Regions from separate parts of the Mus musculus genome. Here region 1 is linked to region 2. The links are chromatin loops, found by intact Hi-C in ENCODE. Cell type or tissue: left cerebral cortex. All regions are shown on one strand.

What was found. A loop is a pair of places that touch in the nucleus more often than their neighbours do. Peaks named below come from ENCODE experiments on the same cell type or tissue, not always from the same donor. Only the 100,000 strongest peaks of a DNase experiment are listed, where the experiment ranks them.
Region 1: a loop joins it to region 2, with 2.3 times the contacts of the local background. A loop is called at or near these places in 2 of 42 quality-filtered maps.

Annotation. Positions count from the first base shown.
Region 1 is chr8:93,492,408-93,500,407 of GRCm38, forward strand. It overlaps Ces5a (carboxylesterase 5A), which reads right to left. Exons shown (of 13, transcript NM_001381850.1): 12 at 7,281-7,353; 13 at 6,656-7,202. The coding sequence ends at 6,971. Among named protein-coding and RNA genes, the nearest start is that of Ces5a, 39 kb to the right of the region's middle. In left cerebral cortex, a CTCF peak has its summit at 3,126 (motif pointing left); DNase peaks (open chromatin) are centred at 2,237, 3,137 and 7,110; H3K4me3 peaks cover 204 bases.
Region 2 is chr8:93,558,393-93,566,392 of GRCm38, forward strand. It overlaps Gm26843 (a long non-coding RNA gene), which reads right to left. Exons shown (of 10, transcript XR_003947433.1): 10 at 7,593-8,000. Among named protein-coding and RNA genes, the nearest start is that of Ces5a, 27 kb to the left of the region's middle. In left cerebral cortex, no CTCF peak of the experiment used is centred here; DNase peaks (open chromatin) are centred at 3,097, 4,436, 5,395 and 5,783; H3K27ac peaks cover 332 bases.

The DNA of each region.
Region 1 (8,000 bases), 66 kb before region 2:
GAATTGAGAAGAAAATTAATCTAATCTCCTTTAATCCCCCTGTGTGACGCCTACAGTTAGTACACTGGCCTTCTGAGCCTGATGCCTGCAGAGATCTCAGGGATTTTATGGTCTTCTGTGTCATCTTTCACAGCTGAGACTAGTTGGACACAATTCCTCCAACGTCAAGTCTGAGTTCAGAGAGCACGGCATGCTACAGAACCAAAACCATCATCCCTTACATTTCTTCCCACCTCTTCTCTGGAACAGGGCTTCTATATATTTGTGTTTCAGGGGACTCACCATAAGCCATGGAGAGGAGAGAGGAGAGAGGAGAGAGGAGAGAGGAGAGAGGAGAGAGGAGAGAGGAGAGAGGAGAGAGGAGAGAGGAGAGAGGAGAGAGGAGAGAGGAGAGAGAGAGGAGAGAGGAGAGAGGAGGAGAGAGAGGTGTGCATCATGATACTGCAACAATTCTCTGACTTCTCTGTGCTCACTTTAAGGATGTGCTGTCCCCGCCCCAAAACTCAATCACTGCCCTGCATAAACAGACCATGTTTATGTCTAATGTAGCAGAAAACACCACCTTCCTTCAAAGAGTTTCTAAGAAGTCCTTTAGGGCCACCAAGCCATGGTTATTCTCTTTCATCTGAACAGTCTGTAACAAATCCATGGCAGATGTGCATAAACATATCCAACTTTATATATAAGGCTTCCTCCATTGTAGAACTCCAGCCTCAGAGTCAGATATAATTGGCCCTAAGAAGAAGGTGCAACAACTGTAGAGCAACTTGAAGCCACAAAGTTGCTCAGCTAGGATATTAGGATACATCTCCCAGTTTCTGTGGCCTGGTATCCCTGATGGTGCTAGGCTTTCAAGTTCAGACGTGATCATGCACTTCCCCAAGCTGCTGACATTAGTTCCCTCATCACATGGCTAACTAAATCTTTTAAGTGTTGAATACTTGGCCCCAGGTCACAGAGCTATTGAGCTGAGTGGATCATGAAGGGACTGACTTCGGCAGCTTAACCACCCTTTGATGAAGCCACAGCCGAATGCACTGCAAGGAGAGGGGCTCTGGGGAGAGGAAATAAGTTGCTGGGCATGCTTTTCAGAGGGGCATCTCCTCCCTAAACTCAACCCCCTCCCCCACTCCCGCCCGTTCTGCTTTATATTTGAAGGTTCACACTGTATCAGCAGACCATTTCCGTCACTGTGTCTTCTTTAAAGTTCTTTAAAAGCACTAATTATTTTTTCAATTTCAGACACTCATTTTTATAAATGGAAAGCCAGTATTACATGCAATAAATTAAAAGTAATTGTGGGAAACATGTCAGTGTACTAAAAAAATAAATGATGACAAAATAAAAATTAGTTAAGTAGGGAAACATTAACAGCCTACTTCTCTGTCTGCAAAATGATCCATACCTGAAAACAGACTACTTGTGTGGGAAATGCACCATCGATAGTCACTTGGTAACATACGACAACTATCTTGACCACTATCGCCAGCTAGGTGACAGGCACTAGATTGATCAAGAGTCACGGTCACCGCAGTCACCTCCTGAGCTTCAGTGATCGATCGCTGTCAGAACCTAGGCCAGGTGCTTAATTCTCTGGACAATTCCAGATTCTAGATTCTGTGCTGGGCACAGTGAAGTTGCTATTGCAACTGTGTTAAACACCTTCAACAAAAGCAAGTTGAGGGGGGGAAAGCATTTATGTCAGCTTACAACTTCCATGTCCCTGTCCATCCCTGATGGAAATCAGGCCAGGAATTCAAGGCTTAATTAAGCAAAGCAAGACTTCTCTCTGGGTCTGCTTCCACCCAGGAGACAGAATTTGGACAGGGTATCCGACTCTCCAACTCTTTCAGCTGTGGTATTTGTTGAACATGGAAGGACAGAATAGATTGATGTTGCTGTTCACAGGTGAGACTATCTTCCCGGCAGGAGCTCTCTTCTGAACGTGCTCCCATGACTGCAGTGTCATCTACATCTACCCTGAAGTCCTCACCAAAGCCAAGCAGTTGCCAACACTATGCTCTTGGACTCCATGACTGTGGGTTCCATAAGCTTTTTTATCTTTGCGAGCCTCTCAGCCTCAAGTATGTTGTTATGGCAACGGAAGATGGACTAATAGGACTTTCTGGCTTTTTTTCCTAATTATTTCCTGCAGATCAGAGCATGAAAGCTGCCCCCATAGATTCTCACATGTATTCCGGCAACCTTATCTTCGCAAGCACACTGTGCACTGCTCAGCTGCTTCCCCACACTTGCCTTCTCCCTCTCACAGCGCTATTCCTGGCAGGTTCCCTTAGTAGTCACCCTTAAGTCTACACATGAGCTCCAATCCATTCCAGCCAACGCTCTTCAGTAAGAGTGTCCTAATTTGACACACTCGAATGGCAACGTACATCGTCGTTGTTGTTGCTGCTGTTGATGATGATGACAACGATGTCCTCCTCCTCCTCCTCCTTCTCCTCTTCCCTCCTCCTCTTTCTCCTCCTCCTTATATTTATTCTTGTTTTGTTGCTGTTGCCGTTCTAGTTTTTGTTTGTTTATTTGTTTGTTTGTTTGTTTTTCTACCCTTTCCTTCCCAGGGAACAAATGAGGCACACTTTTTAACTTTTGCAGGAAGCAAAGGTTATGAGCAAAATGGCCTCCCTCTCAGCTGTGGGCAAGATGTCTGGGGAAGTACCAGGCATGGTATCTTCCCCAGTGTAAGACTGAGCACAATCCTTACTCTCTCCCCACCTCTAAGAAAGATGGAAGCTGCTATGCATCTCTGGCCAGAGGCTGAGGAGAGGAGAACTGGGCTTTTGACTTGAGCAAACGATCCTCAGTTCGGAGGCCGTCTAGAGAACAGAAGAAAAGGTCGGCCTGGGAGGAAGCTTGGCCTCACCTGAAGCTCTTCCGGAACTTTGCAGAAAGTACAAAACAAACCACTTCAGACCTTGATCAACCTCTCTTCTGCTTGTGAGTCTTGCCTTTTGGGTCACGTAGAACACCGCTTCCCATGCCAAATGTTACAGCAAAAATGAAAGACGAAGATATTGCTCTTTCTAATTCAGTGTGCCTGTTTTCCATCCTAGGTGTGTACAGTGTTGCTCAGCTGCCCTGAGCCTCCAGCAGGAGGAAGCACCTTTTCCTTGTTTTCGTGCTGCCATCTGCTGGACACTACGAGATTCACAGGCACAGATGAGTTTTGTTCCTAAATCTTGATCTTGTTTTGATTTAATGAAAGGGGCTCAAGATCGGGAGTGGGATAGCTAAAAAGGCTTTCTAGAAGAAGAAGAAGAAGAAGAAGAAGAAGAAGAAGAAGAAGAAGAAGAAGAAGAAGAAGGAGGAGGAGGAGGAGGAGGAGGAGGAGGAGGAGGAGGAGGAGGAGGAGGAGGAGGAGGAGGAGGAGGAGAAGGAGAAGAAGGAGGAGGAGGAGGAGGAGGAGGAGAAGGAGAAGAAGAAGAAGAAGAAGAAGAAGAAGAAGAAGAAGAAGAAGAAGAAGAAGAAGAAGAAGAAGAAGAAGAAGAAGAAGAAGAAGAAAACGTATTTAGCTTCAAATAATAAAATTATTACATTTTGTACAATGAGGGAAAGCATAGATGGCTGCTATGAACTGCATACTGTATTGCAGATGAGAAGGAAGGTTTGTGGTCTTCCAGTTGGTGAATTAAAATAGCTCACAGGGCTGGCAGTGGTGTCACACGCCTTTAATCTCAGCACTTGGGAGGCAGAGGCAGGCAGATTTCTGAGTTCGAGGCCAGCCTGGTCTACAGAGTGAATTCCAGGACATCCAGGGCTACACAGAGAAACTCTGTCTCAGAAAAAGAAAAGAAAAGAAAAGAAGAGAAGAGGGGAGGGGAGGGGAGGGGAGGGGAGGGGAGGGGAGGGGAGGGGAGGGGAGAAAAGAGAGACCATGTGGTTGCTGGGATTTGAACCCAGGACCTTTGGAAGAGCAGTCAGTGCTCTTAACCACTGAGCCATTCAGCCCTTAAAAATATCTTGATTCCATAAATATTGTTTTAAAATGAAATAATAATCATTCCCAAAATAACTCATGAAACTACATCTGCAAAGCTAGGAGTGAAAGCACATATTGATAATCCTAGCACCTAGGAGGTAGGAGTCCAGAGTCACTCAATTATGTATTGAGTTCAAGGCCAGACCAGGATACATGAAACATGTCTGAAGACATTCATTCTAGTCCAGGATTTAAAACAGACTTCTGAAGAGGAAGTATACGTAGACCGAGCATGGACTTGTGGATTCTGAATCAAAGTGAGCATCAAATATCAGTGAACTGAAAATAAAGATGTCTGGGGCCCATGCAGGGAGCTTCTACTTCATTGTACCTGGAGATTGGTCAGCCACTGGATACTAGAATATTCATCAAAATGATTCCTCTACAGCCCAAAGAGGGGAGTCACAACCAAACAACCAAACAAAAAGACATCATGAGGTGGTCTGAATTTGCTTGGTCCAGGGAGTAGCACTATTAGGAGATGTGACCTTATTGGAGTAGGTGTGGCCTTATTAGAGGAAATACGTCACTTTGGGGTAGGCTTTGAGACCCTCCTCCTAGCTGCCTGGAAGCCAGTCTTCTCCTGTTTGCCTTTGGAACAAGATGTAGAACTCTCAGCTCCTCCATCACCATGCCTGCCTGGATGCTGCTATGTTTCTTGCCATGATGATAATGGGCTGAACTTCTGAAACTGTAAGCCAGCCCTGATTAAATGCTGTCCTTTATAAGAGTTGCCTTGGTCATGGTGTCTCTTCACAGCATTGGTAACCCTAAGATACACAAACTTTCGTGTATATGTCAACTTCAAATCCACAACACATCAGATTGCATGTGAAGAGAAAGGGATAGGCCTCTATGTCTGGGTGACTTGGAAATGTCACTAGAAAGACACTTGCCAAAATTAGAACCCTACTCAAGGATGCTGGACATGGACAGTGTAAATGAAGCATGCAATATTGTTTTATGTAGTAGTAACATAATGCATTGTGTTCACATGTGTGTTCACATGTGTATACATGACACATGTGTGTGCATGTGGAAAACAAAGGACAGTATCAGGTGTCACCCTCCCTCAGGAATGCAGCCCATGCCCTTTAAGACAGGGTCTCTCACAGTCCTGGAGCTCACTGATGAGACTAGATTGGTTGGCCAGTGACCCAGGGATCCTTTAGTCTCCACCTCCCCAACATGAGGATTAGGGGTGCTTACTACAACACCCAAAATTTGTATGTGGAGTCTGTTGCTCACACTTGGAAAACAAGCACTCTATTGACTGCCCCAACCCTGTAACTTTTTTGTTTTGTTTTGTTTTGTTTTGTTTTGTTTTGTTTTGTTTTAAATAAGTGCTTCTAGCTGATAGTTTTTCCAAACATCAAGATAAGAAAGAGTTCTCAACAACTGCAGAGGTCATGAAATTTTCCATTTCCCTTACTAATGGAGGGACCTCTTTCTAGAACCATAGAGAGATCCAGGTATCTCTGATCTACCTATTCCAAAACCACTTGAGCTAGAGACAGCCCACAGTGTTGGATGGTGCATTCAGAGAGTAAGTAGAGGCAGAGAGAGACTGGCTCTGGAAGAGCATGACAGCTTCCTGAATGATATCAGAGACAGTCTTGAGGAAGACCTGTCTTCCAACGTGTACCAAAGCTCTCCAAGGGTTCCCAGCACATGCGATCAGGACTCTGCTGACTCCAGAATTTGTTTTTATTTCCTAGAGAAGTTGAAATGACAGCTTTGAATACAGAGTTCCTCCAATAAAATTAGCCCACTACCAATTACATTTTTTTTTTCTTTTTTTGGCGTGGTCTGAAAAATGTACTTCTGGGCAGTCCGAGCCAGTCTGTCAGTTGGAGATGTTTGAGCCAGATAAACCCAAAGTTACTGTCATCACAGAAACTTGTTTGTACATCATGTATAATCCTGAAGCGGTCACAGCAAAAACAAGACACTGGGACCAGTTATCCAGGTATACAGGAGGGATATAAAGAGTAAGAGTGTCACCTTACTGTTTTCGAATGGTGACAAGAACACACAGACAGACAGACAGACACACACACACGCACACGCACACACACACACACACACATCTCTGCCAGGTGGCTAACTTGATTCTATCCTTTTTCTCGTAAATGTGAGTTCTCCAAAGGGACCCTACAGCTTTGCTCTAAATCAAGTTCCCTCTCTTCTAAATCTTAACACACCTTGCCTTTCCTGAGTAGCACTCACTAAACTTACACCATAAGATCTTCAGAGATGTGGATCTTTCCTAAACCCCACTGTACCCATTGGGGACATACCTGGCATATATGATGCACTTGGCGTAGCTTTGATGAATTGGGGAATCACCTTTAACCACATCATCGAAGCCTCCTTTCTTCTTGTCCTTGGCCTGACCCTTGCTGTCTGGCTTTAGACCTCCACACCCCTGGACCTTGAATGATGTCAGAGCAGAACCTTCCCAGCAGGTGCCCCTCCCCCACACATCCCACTAAGACACAGCTCAAACCAAGAGGTGCCAAGACGTGGCTCATACTAAAAGCTACACTACACTGGGGCTAAAGGACTCCTATTGTATCCGATAGCTGCATCCTGAGTGCTGGGGGAAGGGGTAGTAGAAGGGGATTTATGAGAACAAATTAAATTGTGTTCCCTGCATACATTTTGCATTCTGGTTTTATTTCATATGAGTAATGGGATCATTCTGTGACAAGTAATGGGCCAGCCCTCCTCCAGACTCATTGAGAAAATTTCATTACCTTCCAAGACAAATTGAATTTTTCTTTTCTTTTCTTTTTTTTTTTTTTTGATGTTGAAAAGAATTTTATGAGGTTCATCCCTAAGCCCATAAAACACCAGCTAAAGCAGATTAGCGCACAGAAATCCCCAGGAAAGCAGCTCAGCTGGGAACAGGGATAATGGCTGAGGGAGAAACTTCGACAGAAGAAAATCAGAACCAAATACTGATGACTTCTAAGAAGCAGCGGAGAGAAGGACAGGCGACAGTAGTGATAGGAGGATTAAGGAGAACGTGGGACTGAGCAGCGCTTTGGAAGCAGACAGGATCAGGGGGAGGGTGTCTGTCCAAAACTCCACCCTCTGGTCTTTCAGTCTCCGCCCAGTGCTGATGTTCACATCCAGTTCCAGGTACTGTTCATTCTCATCATAGACTGGCCACGGAGGCAGGTCGGCACCGTTAGGATCCCTGGAAGTGAGAGCAGTCATCCAGTAAGATAGCCATCCTCAGACAACCAACTGCAGGGAGGCTGGCTGGCTCACTCACCCGCTCCTGGCAAAGTTAGCCCAGTATTTCATCATCTTCCTGCTTAGCAACTTCTCTTCCTCGGTGGCTTCCTCTGGAGGAGATGAACAGAAACAACTGCTTACCTGCTTCACAACGATCCCAAGACGCCTTCTATCCCTGAGCCCAGTCCGGCACCTCACAAGGAATCCTGGTTTCCATACAATGCAGGCTGAGCACACCTTTCTCATTGGTCCTCTGCTCTACCCATTCCCATTTGGACGCAGAGCTCTCTCTCTCTCTCTCTCTCTCTCTCTCTCTCTCTCTCTCTCTCTCTCTCTCTGTGTGTGTGTGTGTGTGTGTGTGTGTGACTGTCTCTGTTTCTCTATGTCTCTCTGTCTCTTAGTTTCTTTGACTCTCTCTGTCTCTCTCTGTGTCTCTCTCTGTCTCTCTCTGTCTCTCCAGCCATTCACTACTATCTGCTAAAGGTTGTTTCCAAGATGCCCCAGGACAATAATAAATTCCAAAGATATTACAGACTATCTATAAAACAATGTCATTTTACATATAGCATCGGCAACCCCTTCCCCTACACACACACGTAAATCACTTCTCCCTCACTTGCTATAACTCACACGGGACAGGTAAATCTTATCACTTCCCTGCAGAAACTTAGCTGCCAGATCAAAGGCAAGCACTGGTATCAATGTTTTGGATCCATTTAGGAAGATGGGCACATGGCACAGGTAGACACACCTCTCT
Region 2 (8,000 bases):
TTTTCAGAAACAAAATATTAACAATAATTTCATGGTTTGAAATGGTATAATCACTGCAATAAGCAATCATTGGCCAGTTGAACAAACTTATAACCAATTCTGCTAACTACTTATTACCATAGATGAAAAACAATCCTTACTAAATTTATGGGAACATTCTTTCCATATGAAAAGCAATTTTCTATTCTTTATAAACAAAGAAGCTGAGCATTTCAAAATTCAAAGTATGGTTGAATCAAAATATAAAATATTCAATATGTTAGATAGAAGATTTGAATGTTTTCTATGCTAAAATTCTATAATATCGCTAAGAGAAACTAAAGGAGATCTCAGTTAACAATGGAAAAAATGTGTTCAAGGGTTCAAAGACTCAATATTAGTAAGAGGCTTATGTTTCATTCTGACCAAAATATATATCACAGAAACAAGTTGAGGAAGGAATGATTACTTGGGTTCCTAGTTTCAGAGATTTCCATGTGCCATGGAGGGTAGATCATGGTAGAGCACAGATGCTCACATCCTAGCAGGCCATGAAGCAGACAGGAGAAATGCATTCTTGGAAGTGCCCCTTTCCTCCCTTCTATTTCATCTGGGACTATAGCCACCTGCATTGGTCTTCCCTCAGTTAAACTTGTCTATAAACACCCTCCCAGACATTCCCAGAAATGTACTTCCCCAATCTCCTAAATAGTTCTAAATCCTGGCAAGTAAATGATGAAGATTAATCATCGCAGACGTCAATTTTCTCAGACTAAACTATAGAGTAAGTTGAATCCGAATGAAAAGTCCAGCTGGCTTGTTTCATTTTGTTTTGTTGGAAATTGAAATGGTGATTCTAATCTTATTTGGAAAAACCAAGGCATGTTGGAAAATGTTTGGAGACTTATGCTACACAGTGTCAAGGCTCACTTACTATAAAGGAACTTTCACCCTAACTCATCACATACAAAAATTAGTCAAAGATGAGCTGTAGACTCAAATGTGAACTTGGGGAGAATGTATTTGTGGTACTAGAACAGGCAAAAATTTTCAAAGGAGAATATAAAATATAACATCCAGAAAAGAGAAACATAATAAATTATACTTAAGAAAATTTTAAAGCTTCCTCAGTAGGAAATTCTATTATAAAATAGTTGCAAACAGTAACTACATGGTGGTGAGTATTGAGGAGTGAGAAGAACACAGGAGACTGTTTGAGATTCTATGTTTTGAGTTGTGATCTGTTGATCACATGCTTACAGATGTGTGAAGATATCCCTTGAGCTTGACTTCTTCGCTCCCTAAAGTCAATGAATTTACATTTCAGTGACCTGCAGAAGGATAAGTTAATAGGATGGGTCTCGTTTCTAGGTGGTTCTGATGACTATTTATTAGTATAAATGAAAAATAGTCAACTCCTTGGCCATATACCCAGAATGATGGAAGTCAGGGCCATGTCCTCATTCATTCACTGTCAAGCACAGATGACCAGTGCTCCAGCTGCTACTCAACATCTGCTCGTCTGGACACTTTCCTAACACTGACTAATATGTTTGGTTAGCCCATTGTACTCATCTAGTGGCCAAAGCCCTAGCTCAAGATTTAGTCCTGAAAACACTGTCAGCTGATGATATAAGCTCTTTCATCCAGGTGAATCCTCTCTGATTTCCACTAGGAAAGAACCAGTCAGAAGGGAATCTGTCATAGATAAGAGTTGTACACCACAGGCTTAGCATAGAAGTGGGAATCCTGGTCCACAAACTCAGAAACACCACAAACAGAGCCCTATTCTTCTCCAATTCAAAACATATTTTTACATCAAGCACATGACACCACATCATGGAGTTGACTTCCCTATCACTACCACTTGATTTCAATCACAAACTTACTCATGAGTATAAGATTTCTCTACTCTACTGGAGTCTAAGGCTTTGAGACTTCACACTTCTACAACTGACTCTCATTATTTTTGCTGTTTTATGCTGAACCCATTCTTCCTTGAATTGATGGATACAGGATAACGGCTAACTGAATGAGAAATGGCCAGCGGGGAAGGAATAGAATGGGATGCATTATCATCATATATCAATATATTGTTTACCTGTTCATTCTTGGAAAGGACTGAAACCACATGCCCATTAACTTCACGAAATGGCTAATAAGTGAAAACTAGATGGAGGTGGGAAGCATACAAAGAAACTGAGGCATAAAGATTACCCGATAGAACTTAGATTTGGGCCAGGTGGTTCATGCAAGTGCTGGTAACTTTAACAGAAGACAAGCTGTGATAAAGACAATTGAGATTTGGACAGGTTTGGGGCACACAGAGAAAAGGTAGTTAAACTGGGGTAAATATGTTAGTGACTTTATATTACTATAACCATCTGAGATAATTGACTTAGAAAGAGGGCGAGTTCATGTTAAGTAGCAGTTTTGGAGATATTTTTAGCTTCCCATGAGTTGGCCTGGCTGTTTCATGACCTGCAGCAAGGGAGTGCATCCTAGTGAGAGTGTAAGGTAGGGCTAGCCACATGCCTGCCATATAGCAGCCATGGAAGCACAAAGAACGGGAAAGAGACTCTCGGGTCCCAAATAATCTCAGGACAAATAGCCCATCAAGGTGCCTCTTAGCACACCCAAGCACATGCTGGTCTCTAGGCTTTCTCAGCAAGTACCTGTTACAGAGTCATACTGGCTGGTAATAACCAGCCCCTACCCTAAATGTCTACAACACAGAGGCTTTCATTTTGGTCATGCCCTCCCTTGGTTCTCTCTTTCTGCCCTCTCTTCCCTCTACTCTCTCAGTCCTCAGCTTCCTTCTTGATCCACATGACCTCTTTCCCTTCTCTCTTGTCTTCTTCTTTTGCCACCCCTTCCATGCCATGTCTCTCATCTCATGGCCCAGTTCATACTGCTGACTTCTTTCTCTCACTGCTCTGGACTCTTGCAGATGCCTCTGGCTTTACTCTCCCCTCGAGTCCTACAATAAATCCTTCTCTTTAGACCTTAGCATGGTTATGTCCTCATTTCCATGCAGAGACAGTCTCCTTAGAGGACACACCTCCAGTGGTTTAAAGATATCCTACTATGCCCCACTTCTTAAAGGTTCTGCCACCCACGGGTTGGAGGAAGCCAAGCCTTGAAGCAATATCTCAGATCCAATCTAGAGCAGAAACCCAGAAAATCTGTTCTTGGGTTCCACACTCCTACTAGTAACTACCAGATCCATGGCTTCAGGCTTCTTTCGTAGGAAGTTCCCAACCCCAGGCAAGTTTTACCACAGTCTTGAGGATACTGACCATTCCACTTGACCTCTTCAGCTTCAAAACTCAGAGGTTTCAGAACCACATAAAACAAGAAAGTGTGTTTCAGTATGTATCTAAAGGGAGGCGTTATGGTTTAGATGCAGTGTCCACTAAAGGCTTGTGTATTGAAGACTTTGTCTCCAATGTTGCAATATTCAGAGGTGGGGGGGAGGGGTCTTAGGAATTTATTGCATCATGGGGACTCTGACTTCATTAATGCTATACATATAAAAATTGATGGACTATTGGGTGGTAATAGACATTCAGGAGGTAGGACCTATTTGAATGGAGTAAATCCCTGAGGACTGCCCCCTCTCCCTTCCTCCCTCCCTCCCTTGTTCCTTTCCTCCCATCCTCTCTCTCTCTCTCTCTCTCTCTCTCTCTCTCTCTCCTAGCTTCCTTGCTTTACCGTGTTTGTTATGTCCTGCATGGTCACAGGTCGAGAAACGGAAAAACAGAGTCAAATAACCTTGGACTAAAATGTTTGGAATATGAGTCAAGTCTTTTGTCCTTAGGTTGACTCTTAAAGCAGCAGCATAGAGCTGACTAAAACGCATAAAGATCCTGGGTCCATGGGGAAGTTTCGAGCTGAGAGTATTGAAACTCTGAATGTACAGAGTTTGAAACTCTTTTTCCTGAAACCCTGGTTCACCAGAAGACCACTGAGAGTGGGCTTTTGTTTTTAACTGAAAACCTTTAATTAAACTCAACCCCATCCTTACAGATGTAAGAATGTGGCCCAGAGAAGGCCAGGGATGTCCCAAGATCACACAGCAGAGAATATGGATGCAGATTCAAAGGCACTACCCCTTGCCCTACTTCCTTGGTGGTAGTCTCATTCACCAATCACAGGCAATGGCCTCTTCCCCACCAGCAGTTTTAATGTCCTGCCCAGAAGTTTTCAGAGAGGGAGTTTTTCCCTAAAAACTGCAGATGACACCCACCCAGAACTCAAAAAAAAAAAAAATTACTTGCTTAAAGAAAAAAACAAGGGAACAAAAGAATCATGTCTTCCAGCAGCCGTGCTGAGTGAGGCCAGCTGCAGGGAATTAAGGGCGATTCAGACCCTCTCACATATGTTGACAGAGAGAAAAGGCAGCTGAGATACTCAGTGGGAAGTCCACGACTCTCCTCTCCAGGAATAAAAGTTCTGCCCCAGATAGACAAGGAGCCTCGAAGTCTGGAAGAATGAGCTCAGTGCCATCCCATAATAAAATCTGGGAAGGAGCCTGACCGAGGAGAGGAGAGAGCTTGAGTCTAGGAAAAATTACTATGTGAAGCTATAGGTGCTTCCAGGGGCTTGAGCCCAAAGCCCAGGGCAAAGTCTGGTTCCCAGGGGAAATGGAGCCAGCAAACGAGTGGGGTTAGGCTGAGGAGATACAAGCTCACCCTCCTTCAGCCAAAAGCCAGGAAGAGCTGTGTGGGTGCTCACCTACCAGTGTGAACTCAACCTCTGTACCTTGTGCTGGCACCAGTATTGAATCCTGAGTACCAGTATCTCTGTCCAATAACAGAATATTGTTTTTAGAAGTACACTTCTAAACACTAAAGTATACTGGCAGTGTAACTAACTATACACATTCATGGAATGACAAGGAAACCCAGGAAATAAAGAGGGTCTTTCCCCAGACAGAGAGATAGTACATACTATGTTGAGAACACTGTAAGAAGTGTATTTTGTGCAAGCTCCAGCACGCACGTGTGTTGGTTGGCTAGACTAACCGCCAAGCTCCAAGGATTTCCCTAACTCTGCCTGTTCCCTCTGCACTGAGGTCATAGGTGCACCACCTGGCTTTGATATGGATACTAGGGATTCAAACTCAAGCCCCACTTTACTGACAGGGCCATCTCTTAAGCTCCTCACTTGGTTTTTAAAGCTTCAATGGGGAGCTAAAATTAACCCCACGTGTCCAAAATACACCAAGCTGCCCAGCCTTACAGTTTGGAGAAGAGATTTCCCCATTGCTGGTAAGATGCACCTGCTGTTTGGATCTGGCTCCTCCAGACTTCTCAGGTGTCACTCATCTTTCCTGTGCACTGGGTGCCAGCTATACTGTAGGCTAGAATCACCTGCCAAGTTCTACATCCTCCCAGCTTCCCTCCGGCGGTTTCCATGGCAAACACGGGCATCTCATGTTCTATGTGGGATAAAGGCAAACCCGGAATATCTGAAAACAGTACGCTGACCCCGCTGGAGCTGTCCTTCTTTAGTTCTTCCATATCAATAGCTTTTATTTTAGTTTTGAAGCCAACAATCAGGTTCTGGGTGTTCTGGGACTGTCTGCCAGCACAAGACAACCAACAGCAGCCAAAATTCCTCATCCCAGTTCCCGTAAATGGCAGGACCGCTGTATGATGACCTGAGAATTGACTTCAAACAAAATGCCTTCCCTTTGATTCTGAGCCTTCTGACTCTACATTTGGATGCTGAGTACAGCTCTGATCCTTCGCCTGCCAAAAGCTACTAAAGATGCCTGATGTTCTACTTATAATGAAGCAGAAAAACCTCACCAACTAACCAGCCAAGGCAGGTTCTGAAAAACGTGCACATCTACTCCCGAAAGGTGGCTGCGCTCACCTGGGGGGAGGACATGGTCACTGGGCGTGGATTAGCAATAGGGACTTTCTTACCCGATACTTGATGTGACATTTGGCAAGTCCTAAAAATGGCTGTCGCCCTTCCTTGGGTAGGAAGAAATGGCATGTTGGCACCACTGTCTACCACTTTCCTCCCCCTCAGAACTGACATCTTAAGGACCTGCCCATAGAAGACATGGAAGAGTTTGGGAGAGGAGCCCACTTGGCTTTTTTTCTCTAAATCCTGATGCTATAGTTTAGATCTTAAATACTCTCCCGTACCTCAAAGGTTGGGGGAAGGCAGGGCTATTGGGAAATGGTTGTGACCTAGCAGAAGAACCTCGGATTCTCACCCAGGTCCCTAACACATTCTCAAAGAAGTCTCAGAGACCTCAAATTATGATCGCTATCAGGTGCAATCTTAACATCCCTTAATTTATAGGAAACATGAAAGGCACCACTCAAATGTCCGTCTCCCATCTGAAATGCCAACATTGACAACTCCTTTTTTACAAAACAACCTCCCAGAAAGGGCATGTGGGTGGTGGAATCCGAGGCCAGGGCATGAGTGTACCAGCACAGATCATTATCAAAGTACTGGGGTCAAGGGAAAGGTGCAAGTGCAGAGACAAAGAATATACAGGAAGTAGAGGCAAGTAAGAAACCTGCCTCCATCAGGGCTCTGGCACCAGACCAGCCTGGAACAGGCCATTCTACTTCTGTTGAGAGAGCTTGAACTGGGAGTTCTTGACCACAGAACCCCGAACCAGTACTTCTTTTATAGGATGGGGAGAAGGCAAAAGTACATTTACTAAACTCAGGGATAACTGCCTTTGGTGAGAGAAAAAATAAGTTACTGCCTGAGCTAAAAACCACCAGGGACTTGCAAGCCCCTCTGTCTGCCAGAGTCAGTGTTTTGCATATGTACAGTCTCAGGGGATATCTGCTCAGCTTGGTGTATGGAATCAGGACAGAGGCCCAATCAGCATCTATTTAATTAGGGACAGCATGTAACTCAGTAGTAGACCCTTCCTTGTCTACCACTAGTCCTAGACATATCTGGGATGGAGAACTCTCAACTGAAAATGTGCCTCCTTCAGATTGGTCCCATACCAGTGAGACTTTTCTTGATTATTGATGGATTGACATGGGAGGGCCCAGTGCACTGTGGGTAGTCCCACTTCTGAGTGAGCAGGTGGTCCTCGGATATATAAGTAAGGCAGCTAGGGAGGCTAGAGAGATGGCTCAAGGATGGAACAGTGGATGTTCTTCCAAAGGACCCAGATTTGATTCCTAGCATCCACATGACTACTTATGCTCTTCTGTAACTCCAGTTCCAGGGGATCCAGTGCCACCCTCTGGCCTCCCAGGGCACTAGATATATATGTGATACATAGGAACACATGCAGGCAAAGCACCCATATACATAGAAAAAAGTAAACAAATATCTAAACACAAAATAAATAATAAACAGGCACCTGAATGTAAGCCTGGGAAAAATTCAGTAAGCAGGTTCCTCACTTGTTCCTGACTCTGCTCCTGCTGAGGGCCTCCTGACACTTTCCTAAGTGACAGGCTGTGACCTGAAACTCTAAGTCAAATAAACCTTTTCTCCTCAAATTGCTTTCTTTGGCCATGGTGCTTCTAACAGCGACAGAAAGCTAAACTAGTGTACTACCTCACATATCACCCAGCAGAAGGGTGACAGCTTTGTCTTCTCTGGGTCCCCAACTCCCCATGCCATCTCTCACCCAAAGTAGACAGGAGAACGTTTTACTAAATTGAATGGAGCAGATTTACAAGAGTGATTTAAGCTCCGTGCCTAAGCCCCATGCATACACACAAGGTTGCCTGGCTGCTTGCATATACGTTTTTATAAGCATTTTTATTTGTTGCTTTTGAGGTAGCATGGTCAAAATAGCTGGCAGAAACAGTGTATGTAAAGGGTGAAAGAATTCTTTGGGCTCATGGTCTCAAGACATTTCACTATGACAGAGAAGGCTTAGCATGGTGGTTCAGGCCACAGCAATAGGACCCCATCATAGGAGCATGTATGGGAAGCTATTCGCATCACGCAGATCAGGAAGCAGAAAAAGTCAGGAACTAGGGACCTTCCCATGAAAACCTGTCTACCAGCTA